Linked DNA regions of Homo sapiens: all the other regions are linked to region 2. Evidence: chromatin contacts called from ENCODE Hi-C or POLR2A ChIA-PET data. All regions are on one chromosome and are shown on one strand. Each heading gives the region's core, a stretch centred on a gene start or an enhancer-like site at or near the end of the contact. The rest is flanking DNA. Distances are from core to core; before and after follow the strand shown. Region 1 has its middle 22 kb from the start of TCF7. Region 2 holds the start of SKP1 (S-phase kinase associated protein 1). Region 3 has its middle 49 kb from the start of VDAC1.

The links. Hi-C counts contacts between places; a loop is a spot of excess contacts on that map. ChIA-PET counts read pairs that join two places held with the same protein, here RNA polymerase II (POLR2A). Pooled maps may share reads with other maps.
Region 1: POLR2A ChIA-PET joins it to region 2 with 11 read pairs in activated B cell. The contact joins the enhancer-like site here to the promoter of SKP1 in region 2. A Hi-C loop is called at or near these places in 1 of 168 maps with a recorded cell type or tissue (naive thymus-derived CD4-positive, alpha-beta T cell), 12 of 37 single-sample maps with no recorded cell type and 13 of 50 pooled maps. POLR2A ChIA-PET finds 5 or more read pairs at or near these places in 22 of 52 experiments (CD4-positive, alpha-beta T cell, CD4-positive, alpha-beta memory T cell, CD8-positive, alpha-beta T cell and 16 more).
Region 3: POLR2A ChIA-PET joins it to region 2 with 17 read pairs in OCI-LY7. The contact joins the enhancer-like site here to the promoter of SKP1 in region 2. A Hi-C loop is called at or near these places in 1 of 168 maps with a recorded cell type or tissue (endothelial cell of hepatic sinusoid) and 2 of 50 pooled maps. POLR2A ChIA-PET finds 5 or more read pairs at or near these places in 21 of 52 experiments (CD4-positive, alpha-beta T cell, CD8-positive, alpha-beta T cell, GM10248 and 15 more).

Annotation. Positions count from the first base shown.
Region 1 is chr5:134,090,363-134,094,110 of GRCh38, forward strand. It overlaps a transcript of VDAC1 not described here. Among named protein-coding and RNA genes, the nearest start is that of TCF7, 22 kb to the right of the region's middle. RefSeq lists a silencer at 116-410. Within about 2 kb of position 1,374, at least 2 of the 41 ENCODE cell types and tissues checked have a DNase peak (open chromatin) inside an H3K27ac peak, as active enhancers do.
Region 2 is chr5:134,174,666-134,178,218 of GRCh38, forward strand. It overlaps SKP1 (S-phase kinase associated protein 1), which reads right to left and starts at 2,285. Exons shown (of 6, transcript NM_170679.3): 1 at 2,190-2,285. RefSeq lists enhancers at 1,666-1,945, 2,036-2,285, 3,189-3,553 and a silencer at 2,436-2,515.
Region 3 is chr5:134,052,095-134,055,412 of GRCh38, forward strand. It overlaps a transcript of VDAC1 not described here. Among named protein-coding and RNA genes, the nearest start is that of VDAC1, 49 kb to the left of the region's middle. RefSeq lists an enhancer at 1-295. Within about 2 kb of position 1,842, at least 9 of the 41 ENCODE cell types and tissues checked have a DNase peak (open chromatin) inside an H3K27ac peak, as active enhancers do; they include CD4-positive, alpha-beta T cell, where a contact is called at or near this core.

The DNA of each region.
Region 1 (3,748 bases), core at 124-2,623, 85 kb before region 2:
AGTTTCATATGTGCAAGCCCCAAATCCCCAGATGGGAAGGGTGCGTGGATGGTGAGGGTGGAGCTAAGCCAAGCCTCTGCTTCTCTCTGGGCCTCAGTTTTTCCATCTCTGAAAGAAGGAGATGGCACAGAGACTCCATAAGCCCCCTTCCCCACAACCATGAAATGCTTTGGCCTGGTTCTCTGGTCTTCAGGAAAGATAAGTGATGATTGGCTGTCCTCCCACCCTCAGCCTCCACCCTTGGGCCCCGTGCCAGCAAACCTGCTCCCACCAACCTCCGCTCAAGGTCGCAGCCCTTGGCCTCCACCCCCAGCCCCACCCCCTGCCACTGAAAGGCAGCACTGGGGCAAACATCCTAAACCACCGAATGCTTCTAAAAATATGGTGTTTTTGTCAGAGAGCAACCTTCTACTTCCTTCAGGCTTTGATCTCCATGCAACCCACGGAGGAGAAGACACACTTACAATAACAGTTTAAAGCCTTCATCTTCCTTTGGGGTCTACCTCTCAAGGATTTTGAATCCCCAGCTGGGTGGTGGTAACCTATGGTCCTTCTGAGCATGCTCAGATCCAACTGCAGTGGCTCAGAGACTTCATACAGCTGGTCCTACCCCTGATCTGTGGTCAGGAAGAAAAGTCCAGAACAGAGAGGCTTCCAGGGCACAAAGTGGCCACGGAACACTATGCAAGTTTATAAGGCCCTTTACTATCTGCACTCTAGGGAGAAAAATTAAGGCCATAGGGTAGGGCAGAATAAAATCAGTGCTCAAGCACAGAAATGGGCTGTGAAAAAGGAATGGAGGGTCTAACTCTAGCACAGTCCCTGGACAGCACAGACAATAAGTATTTGTTGAACTTTTCATGAAGATCAAGAAATAGAGCACGGCTTGTGCCCTGGAAATGCTCCCTGTCCCACCCACATCCTTCCCCCTTCCTCACTGAAGGTTACCACTATTCCAACGTAGGGTAACCACTTAGAACATTCCAGGTTTTCCCCCTAACTTGCCTATCCCCTAACACCACAGAATCATCATGCGTGGTCAGATTATATATGACTAGGCAGATGGGGAAAGTTCTTCACACAACATTGTGAACTGGACATTGGAAGGATGTCGATCGATGGGGACAGAGAAGTAAAGGGATTTCCTGGCAAAGGGAAGAGCATGGGCAAAGGCTGGGCCACAATGAGCAAGAAAAGCACAAATGCACACCATATTTGGCAGAAATAGAAGTATGGAAACTCTCCCACTAGGTCTGCAGACACATGAGCTCTTGCTGCCCTGCTGGAAACACAGGTACAAGCAGAAAAAACAGAGACAGTGATAAAAGGATCATCTATAAACAGACTGTGTACCAGGCGCCGTTCTAAGCACTGACCACGTGGGTCCTGACAACAGAACTGAGTTGTCATTGTCCACATTTTTCCTAGAGGGAAACAGAGCTTCAGAGAGGGGATGTTCTTTGGCCCCAGATTAGTGACAGAGCCAGATCTGAAATCATGCAATCCAGCTCCTGATGAATAAGCCCACGCAGGCTGCACTGAGCCTTCATGCAGGCTGGGTGTGTGCTTGGTAAGTCAGATCCTGGCCTTCCTGCTTCAGCAGGTGTCCAGGGAATAACCCCAGTGCCCATGTACTCAGGTCTCCTTTGCGCCACTCTCTGCTCGTTGCTTCCTTTAGTCTGCCAGCAACCCTTGAACTAAGTCCTGGTGTTTGTTATCAAAACCAGATGAGGAACCAAGGCTCATTGTGATTAACTCACATAGTTACTAAGTGGTAGAGTGGGGATCTGAACTCAGATCCCTTAATCCAAATCCTGTGCCCCTAACTTCTGTATTCTAAGGCCTCTCTAAATTTCACCCCCTGCCTGGGAATTCCAGACTGTGAGTAATTCAAACATGTCTGAAAAAGTCAAAATCACTATAATTTCCTAAAGACTTCAATAGAGGCAGAACATCTCACTTCAAAACAAAAAAATTATCAGCAAAACTGCCAAGGGGGCTCTGAGTCACTGTCTTGGGCTTCTCCCTATTTTGGAGAGGGAGGTGTGTGGAAGAGCTCCGGGGCACAGGCCAGCCTTGAAAGAATAAGGGTGGGGTCCTCGCTTTGTCCCTCATGTGCCGTTGAATCCTGGGGTAGTGTCTTGACATTTCTGGATCCATTAAATTAGCCAGGCATGGTGGTGGGTGCCTGTAATCCCAGCTACTCTGGAGGCTGAGGCAGGAGAATCGCTTGAACCCAGGAGGCAGAGGTTGCAGTGAGCTGTGATCGTGCCACTGCACTCCAGCCCAGGCAACAGTGCAAGATTCCGTCTCAAAAAAAAAAAAAAAAAGATGTGTTGGTTTCCTTGGGTGACCTCTGACACTGATTCTGGAACCACTGGTGTCAGATTACCCCAAAACCCCAGCGATGCCCCACACAGAAGGAACAAAGGTATTATACTTATAGGATTGACACACAGTTCAGTAAATGCTAGGGCTTAGGTTACTATAGATTTGCACGCAAGTCTTCCCTCTCCATTGCAACCCTTGCCACTTCTCAGAGACCAGCGGAGCTGCTAGAATTTCCTTGTCTGGTGGTTCACAGCTTTGACCAAGGTTTGCCAAAGACACCTGCAGCAAAGGCCTCTTTCAAGCTAATGCACAATCATCCTTCCATGGGGATAAAGGTGATTTGTGGATTCATGACCCTGAGTCATAAATCTACCAGCAATCTGCTGCAGTTGGAAACAGCAGCTTTCTGGCCCTTGGCAAGCCTGCATGTACTTGTGAGTCATCTGAGCACAGGTGCATTTCAATTGATAGAACTGGATATGGGTCCTGAAAGGTTAGATGTAAAGAGAACCTCATTTCAAATGCCCTGGGGGAAGCCCTTGGCTTCCTAGAATGGGTAATACCACTGCCTGGCTTTTGAGTGCAGTTATATACTGATGTATTGGGAGTGTGAGGTATGGTGAGGAAGGTGTGCACAGTGGCAAGACTGACACACACGCATATAAGTGTGTGTGTGTGTGTCCAGAATGGCCCAGGTTGTGTTCCTTTAGAGCGGTGTCCCAGAGCTGTGCAACATGGTAGCCATGCATATGTTTATAGCATGTCCACAGGAAAACAGACCAGGCCATGCACTCCAGGCCAGGGCAGGCTGTCCCCTCATGATGCAAAGCAGAGAATCCCATCTCTGGCCAAGCCCAACAGACCTGTAATTTCCTGGCTGGCTGGTGATGTCTTTCCACAGGGTCTGACCAGGCTTCCCAGATGTGACTTCAGATGTGCACTGGTGTCAAGAGCGTGAGCCGGCAGAGAGAAGCATTCCAGATCTTCCGTCCAGGTTCTTCGATCAGGCTCAAAGCAGTGGGCTGGGTACAGGTCAGCCCTGAGCATACATGGCTCCACCTGCACCCACAGAGTTCTAGGGGGAGTGGAGGCGAGGGTACCACTCTCTGCTGCCCAGAGGACTGAGCCCAGGAAGAAACAGGTTGCTGAGCTGATACTCCCCAGAGAGGGATGGAAAGTGGCCAAGGCAGCCCCTCTCTTGTGGGCCTTTCCCTATTCTGGGAAGCACTGTGAGATACCTTTGAATGTCCCCCAGCTGTGAGTCTCCTGTCTGCCTCATCTGAGAGTAATTGTTACTTTCCTGCAATCTGTAGCATCAACCCCACTGAAATACCCCAGAGACCAGAGCTGTGTGATCCTGGACTCCATGAGGCCAGTGAGCGGTGAAGTGGGGGGCGGTGGGTGGAAGGCAGGTGCC
Region 2 (3,553 bases), core at 1,035-3,534:
TTGGCAAGATCTCCATAATAATAACCTATTACTTGCTCTGAAAACGCATTTATTAATTCAGATTAATTATGAGTCGTTAGGAAAAAGATATAATCTTACATAAAAAGTTAAGCATTTAATTTCAAAGGACTTGAGTTCTGGCAAAAAAAAAAAAAAAGGCATTTAAAATTAAAAGTCCAACAATTTCTTACCATCTTCAAATTCTTTTTTTAAAAAAGAAAACATACAAACAAGGAAAACAACAACAACAAAAAGAATAGCAATACCTGGTACAGATTAATTCAAGGCCTCTTAAAACTCACATACAACTTTTAAAAGGCCCATGCTTCTCAAGTATTCATAATCCGGTGATGTCACTATTAACTTATGGCACCTCTGAAGTTTTCTAGGTGTGTTGTATTACAAATCGCATATATTTTCCCAAAAGTGTATCATTTGGCATTTAAAACATGCATCACACCCATTTTATGTTCAAAGACTTATGACCCATTACATCGGTTAAAATATTCATTCAGCTTCTCTGAGACAATTGTCGCCAACCCCAAAGCAAACAGGTTGTTAGGCAAAGGAAGCAAAAAAGTAAAGCATGTTTTAAAACCAGCCACTGAAATATCCTACTCTCACTCATCCATAGTTGGAGAGAATCAGATTTCACTTTGCGATTCACAAACATGTCTGCTTCTCCATGTTGCTTAGCGCTTGCCAATAATGCAGTTGTCCCTGCTTAATGGAGAAGGATGCAGAGTAGAGGACCCTTCCTGTGACAAGACCACAACAAAAGGTATCTCCAAAAGAAAATATTTTAACCTGAGCCCAATTTTTAATTATAAAACATTTAAACATGTAATTTTTATATTAGATAGTACTGAAATGAACAGTGCAGAATCACAAATCTAACAATGCAGTTGATTAAAATTACTCTAAAAGCAAGACGACCGTTTCATATTTCTTTCAAATAACTCAAGATAAGTGCTTAGTCATAGTCAAGTTTGTGGATTGGGTTACTCTTAAGGGAGTTGAGACCTTACTAAATAGCAGCTGGTCAATCGGTTAATCTGTAATTCGATGCACTTGGTAATACTAAACTCAAAGATAAGTTTTAGTGTTACAGTAGAATAAAGTGCAAAATTTTTAAGTAATAATGGATGAAATATTTATTTGAAATGCTTTCAAAACAATTCCATTCTAAAGAAAGAGGCCTAAAGGCTCCTGCACTTGTAAATAATTCTCCATGGCCAGCATAAAGCGGGTTCTATCACATCATATAGAAAAAAAAACCCCTGCGCTTTAAGTGACCCGAAATTCTGACACTGCTTTTTAGACTGCACAGTGGAGGAGACGGTATTGTTCTATGAAACGGATACATTCTACTGTCACGCTCTAAAGGAAAAATGCATGTCCCTAAAACCCAAACGTGAAGTTTCCATTAAAAGTGAATCAAAGCAGGTAGACGTCCTATTTCTTTAAAAGCCAGATACCTAGAGTTAAGTTATACACAGTTAAGGCTCCTACAAGTCACACCACTCTGACGATGGTATCTGCTCAACGACTCCAAGTCATGGCAAAACAACGCTAAGAAATATTCAGATGGAGCAGGCGGCTATGTGCAGAAAGCCGGCGCCCGCACACGGTTAGCCAGGACCGACCGGTAGCTAGTGACGCCAGACACGGTGGAGAAAGGATGGGAGCCAAGAACCGGGCGGCCTCAGACCACCACCGCAGCTCTCCCTCCCGACCACAACAAAAGCCAGACACCGACACACGCCCACGCTCACGACAGCCAAGGGACCCCCATTCACAACCCCGCCGCCACCCCCGCCCTGGTCCCCGGGACAGCAGGCTTAAGACCAAGAGAGGCCCCCGGCCGCAGCCTGGGCCTTGCAGCCGAGCTCCGCGCCGGCTGACGCTCGGCCGGTGCAGAGAAGGCCCAGCCCGGGGTTCGGCTCACTTATGGAGCGCCGTGAGGACGCCCGGCCAGAGGAGGCCTCGCTGAGTCGGGGGCGGGGCAGGTGAACGGAACCTGGTAGGGTCTCCCGAAGAACAGGGTCGACAACGCGATCCACCGGGCCCGAAAGAAGGCCAGGCCCAGTCACCGCCCGCCGCGGGCAGGCCCAAACCGCAGCGGTGAGGCCAGCCGGCACGCAATCCGGTAGCCACGACCCTTTCCAGTTCAGTGGGCGGCTACTCACGGTGTTCGGTGTTAAGGAGACGGCCGGCGGGAGGCTGACGAGAGCCGGGAGGCGTTAGCGAAGGAAGAGAAAAACCGAAGACGAAGCCACTACAGCGTCGCAGCGCGGCGCGGCGTCTGCTTTATAGGAGAGGGCGCAGGCGCCGAGGACCCCGGGGCGCGCGGCGTCACATCGCGGCTGGGCTGGCCGCCGAGATCGCCTGACGGCAGGCCGAGAACGGCTGGGCGGGCCCAGGCCGGGAGGCGGCAAGGAGCTGCCGGGGGCGGCTGGCCGGGGGATCGGGGGGCCGGAAGAGTTTTCGCCTCTCCCCAGCTCTGAAAGCGCCGCGCTGTCTCGTCAACTGGGTGCCGGACCCCGACTGGCCTAGAAAGGTCTTTCAGGCAGCGGTGCCCTAAGCCGAGTGAAAGACCCCAGTTAAAAAGCCTGGAAAAAACAAAACCGGGCGAGTGTGTGCGTCTCTGTGTGTGTTCCTGGGAACAACAGAACGGGGCGTGTGTGTGTGTGTTCACTCCTGGGGGGGGCTGCGTGTGTGTGTACGCGCGTGTGTTCATTCCTGAGGTGTATGTGCGCGCGCGGGTGTGTGTGTTCATTCCTGGGGTGGGGTGGGGTGGGGGTGGGGCGCTTGTGTGTGTGTGTTTTACTACTGAACTGATACAGCTTGTCCAGCTTCCATTCTCCACGGTAACCCTCCGAGGTGAAATAGTGTTAGCCTTTTCGCCTCTGCAGTGAGGGAACAGGTTCGGAACGGTTAAGTGGCAGAGCTAGGATTTGAACCTTACTCCACAATTAGGTGCTGTTAGCCCTTATTTCCTACTATTGACTTCTAAAGAGGCTTCCATGCCAAACATAGCCATCGTTATAGGGAAACCCCAAGTCTAGAGAGATGGCTCCATCTAGCAGTAGGTACCTACTCCTTCACTAAACATGCTTTGAGCCCGACGTGCGAGGCGTGGTGCTGGGGATTCCGCCGTGAACCAGGCAGCCAGGGCCCGGCCTGGACGTAACTCTTCTCTAGGGTGCTCCCAGGAAGGCTTTGATGAGGTCGATGGAATGAAGCCAGCTGTAAAGGAAAGGGAGTAGTCTGAAAGCCCCACCCTGTTCTGCTCGGGAACATTACTCTCCCCATCCTAGGAGACTGGGCGCCGGGCTCGCCTAGCCAACAGGCACGTGATGATATCCCTGACACCAGGAAGACAAAAGATACTTCCACACAGGGCCCCCTGAAGAAACCAGAGATGTACAGTGCCTCTGGGATGGGACTGGGCAGGAAGGCCAAGCAGCTCCTTGAGTTACCAGGTCTTTGTCTACAAGCCTATCCAGTGTCTGCCAGGTGCCACAGCTGATGACAGAAGATGAAACGCCTG
Region 3 (3,318 bases), core at 592-3,091, 120 kb before region 2:
GGCGCCCTCCCTCCACCAGCGGGAAAGGAAGATGCATCTTCTTACCTCTGAAGACAAAGAGAAATCTGAAGGGTCAAGCTTTCCTGGTTTTGCCCAGTTTGCTACTCTGATTGACCTCATTCTCTTTTGTCCTGTCACCTTTTCCCACAACTCTCCACTCTTCATTAAACCTGGTACAAAACGCAGGTTTAACTGTCTTCAGGTCTTCATTTCTCTATGAAGCCTCTTGTGTTATGTAAAACTTTTTTTTTTGAGACAAGGTCTCACTCTGTCACCCAGGCTGGAATGCAGTAGCTTGATCTTGGCTCACTGCAGCCTCGACCTTGCAGGTTCAAGCAATCCTCCCATGCTACCACGCCTGGCTAATTTTTGTATTTTTTTGTAGAGGCAAAGGTCTCTCCATGTTGTCCAGGCTGGTCTCGAACTCCTGGGCTCAAGTGATCCTCCCAAAGTGCTGGGATCACAGGCATGAGTCACCGTGCTCAACCAAAACTTATATTAAATAAGTTTGCATGCTTTTCTCTTGTTAAGCTGTCTTTTGTTATGGGTCCCTGCTGAGAACCTAGAAGGTTAAAAGGAAAGATGCTTCTCCCTCCCCTATTCAGTCCACTTCCTGAGCACTGCCATGGGCCAGGCGCTGTGCTAGGTGCTCTACACACATGCTCATTTAGCCCCGACACCATGCTGTGGGGAGCTACTGTTGCTCCCCCAACTTTGCAAAGTTAAGAAGCAGAAGCCCTGGCCGGGTGCGGTGGCTCATGCCTGTAATCCCAGCACTTTGGGAGGCCGAGGTGGGCCATCACCTGAGGTCAGGAGTTCTAGACCAGCCTGACCAATATGGTGAAACCCTGTCTCTACTAAAAATACAAAATCAGCTGGGCGTGGTGGTGCACGCCTGTAATCCCAGCTACCCGGGAGGCTGAGGCAGGAGAATCCCTTGAACCCAGGAGGTGGAGGTTGCGGTGAGCTGAGATAGCGCCATTGCACTCCAGCCTGGGCAACAAGAGTGAAACTCCGTCTCAAAAAAAAAGAAGAAAGAAATAAAAGAAACAGAAGCCCCAAATACCACAGTGCATAACTGAGCAGGGTTTGAATTCAGATCAGACTGACTCCAAATCCAGGCCCTGCTAACACCACTTTCTTTTTAAATGAGGAAAATGAAGCATGGAGTGGCCATGCCACTCGCCTGGTCACCCAGCAAGTCAGCAAAAAGATGGCTTTCAGTTCCTTCTGAAAAGCCCTCCATTCTACAAACAACCCCCTTCCAACCCGCACCCACCATGCCTGGGGATACTCTGCATTTTGTCAGTTTGCTGTGGGTCAATGGACCCATTGCCCAACCCTCCATCATTGTCTAGGGCTCCTGTGAGCCGTGCCAGGGGCAGGCGCCAGGAAGGAGGATCCTGCAGGAGGAAGCACTGAGCGCAGCCTGCATGGAGTCAGACCCGGAGGACCTCACCCCAGGGCAGCTGCTCTGGGAGGAAGCCTGGGGGGAAACAGAACAGGTTATGGACACCCCATCCTGTCCCCCTCAGCCCCATTCCGGGCCATTCCACATTGCATGGGTGGGACTTTCTCTCCAGCCTCCACTTTGCTGGGCAACTTAGTTAGCATCTCTGTGCTACCCAGTCAGGGCAGCCCACCCATACGGCAGTCAACCAGCGCCTGCCTTCACCTAGGGAAGATGCCTTTTTCCCTAAACCACAAGTCAACAAGTCAGAAACAGGGCTTCTTTCCATTCTCTATCTTTATGGTGGATTCCTCCCAGAGCTGGCATTTACTCCTACTCATTAAAAATGCAAAGAACCAAGTACAGCAACAGAGAAGTCTTACGTTATGACTTCCTGTGGGTTACAGGCCAGAGGAGGGAACAATCAGCTCCTTTGTTGTGCAAGCTGCTGTTTGTCACTGACAATGGCATTCTTAAGGAATTATGATATTAAGGATTTAATAACCATTTGGTATAAGCAGTAAAACATTTCAATTATGGCGTTTCTGGAAAGTACTGTCCTCATCTGTTGCAGGAATTTACAAGGTGTCTTTTAATTAAGTCGGTTCTAAATGAGACACCTTCTCAGTGTGGTAATTTTTTGAATGAAACTGCCCTGAAGTACTAATTAGTTTGTTTTTAATGCTTGATTTACTCTGCCAGCATGGTGGCTAGGGCGGGGCTGCCCTGCTGGAACTGGATGAATCTCCAGCAGGCAGGAACAAGGTGCAGCGGCTCAGGGCTCTCCTGGCTGGAGAAATGGAGGTAGTTCATTTCACCCTGGCAAGCTTCTAGACTCTCCCTGTTGAGAACTGACCATAGTCTGTCTTTCTTTTCTTTTCTCTTTTATTTTCCTTTCTTTCTTCCTTCCTTCCTTTTTTTTTTTTTTTTTCTTTTGATGGAGTCTCGCTCTGTTGCCCAGGCTGGAGTGCAGTGGTGCCATCTTATGTCACTGCAACCTCTGCCTCCCAGGTTCAAGCAATTCTCCCCCTCAGCCTCCGGAGTAGCTGTAATTACAGGCGCCCATCGTCATGCCTAGCTAATTTTTTTGTATTTTTGTACAGACAGGATTTCACCATGTTGGCCAAGCTGGTCTTGAACTCCTGACCTCAGGTGATCCGCCCACCTTGGCCTCCCAATGTGCTGAGATTACAGGTGTGAGCCACCTCGCCCAACTGGACCACAGTCTTTCAGCCAAACTGGGAAGTGCCTCAGTTACTGGCCCTCCTCCTGATTAACCTGACGAACCACTTACCACAGGAAGCGGCGACTGAGCTGCCTGGGAATGTGGTTACTGCCCCATTGCTAGAGGTGGCGAGCAGAGGGCATTTGGGCATCAGGTAGGCAAGTGGGCTAGGTGACCTCAGAGGTCCGTCCCCACCCAGTGTAACTCTGGTCGTTCCTTTATTGTTCAGTCATATGTCGATCACCAGACATTGATTGAGTCCCCTCTCTGTGCACATAAACGGAAAGCAAAGAAGGCAGGATGGCTGCCCTGGTGGTGCCCACAGCTCAGCTGCATGGGGTGGGGATGCTGGATAGACAGAGTGGGAAGCAGCCACAAAGGAGACAGGCTGGCAGCTCTGGGAGATGGGGCAGGTGGCCCCCAGGAAGCCACAGGGGTGGGGTGTAGGGTGGATATGGGATGTCTGTTTCTTAGGAATGGCAGTTGGACCCCGCTGTGGTGGCTATGGGGTGATTTGATCTGAGGAAGGGGGGCATGGGAAGAGTTTTCAGCCTTGGAGGAGATTTCCCCGTGTCTCAGGCGTGCACAAATACATGTACATGCATTCTGGTCCTCGTGACATGTGAGGACAAGTGCTTATTTT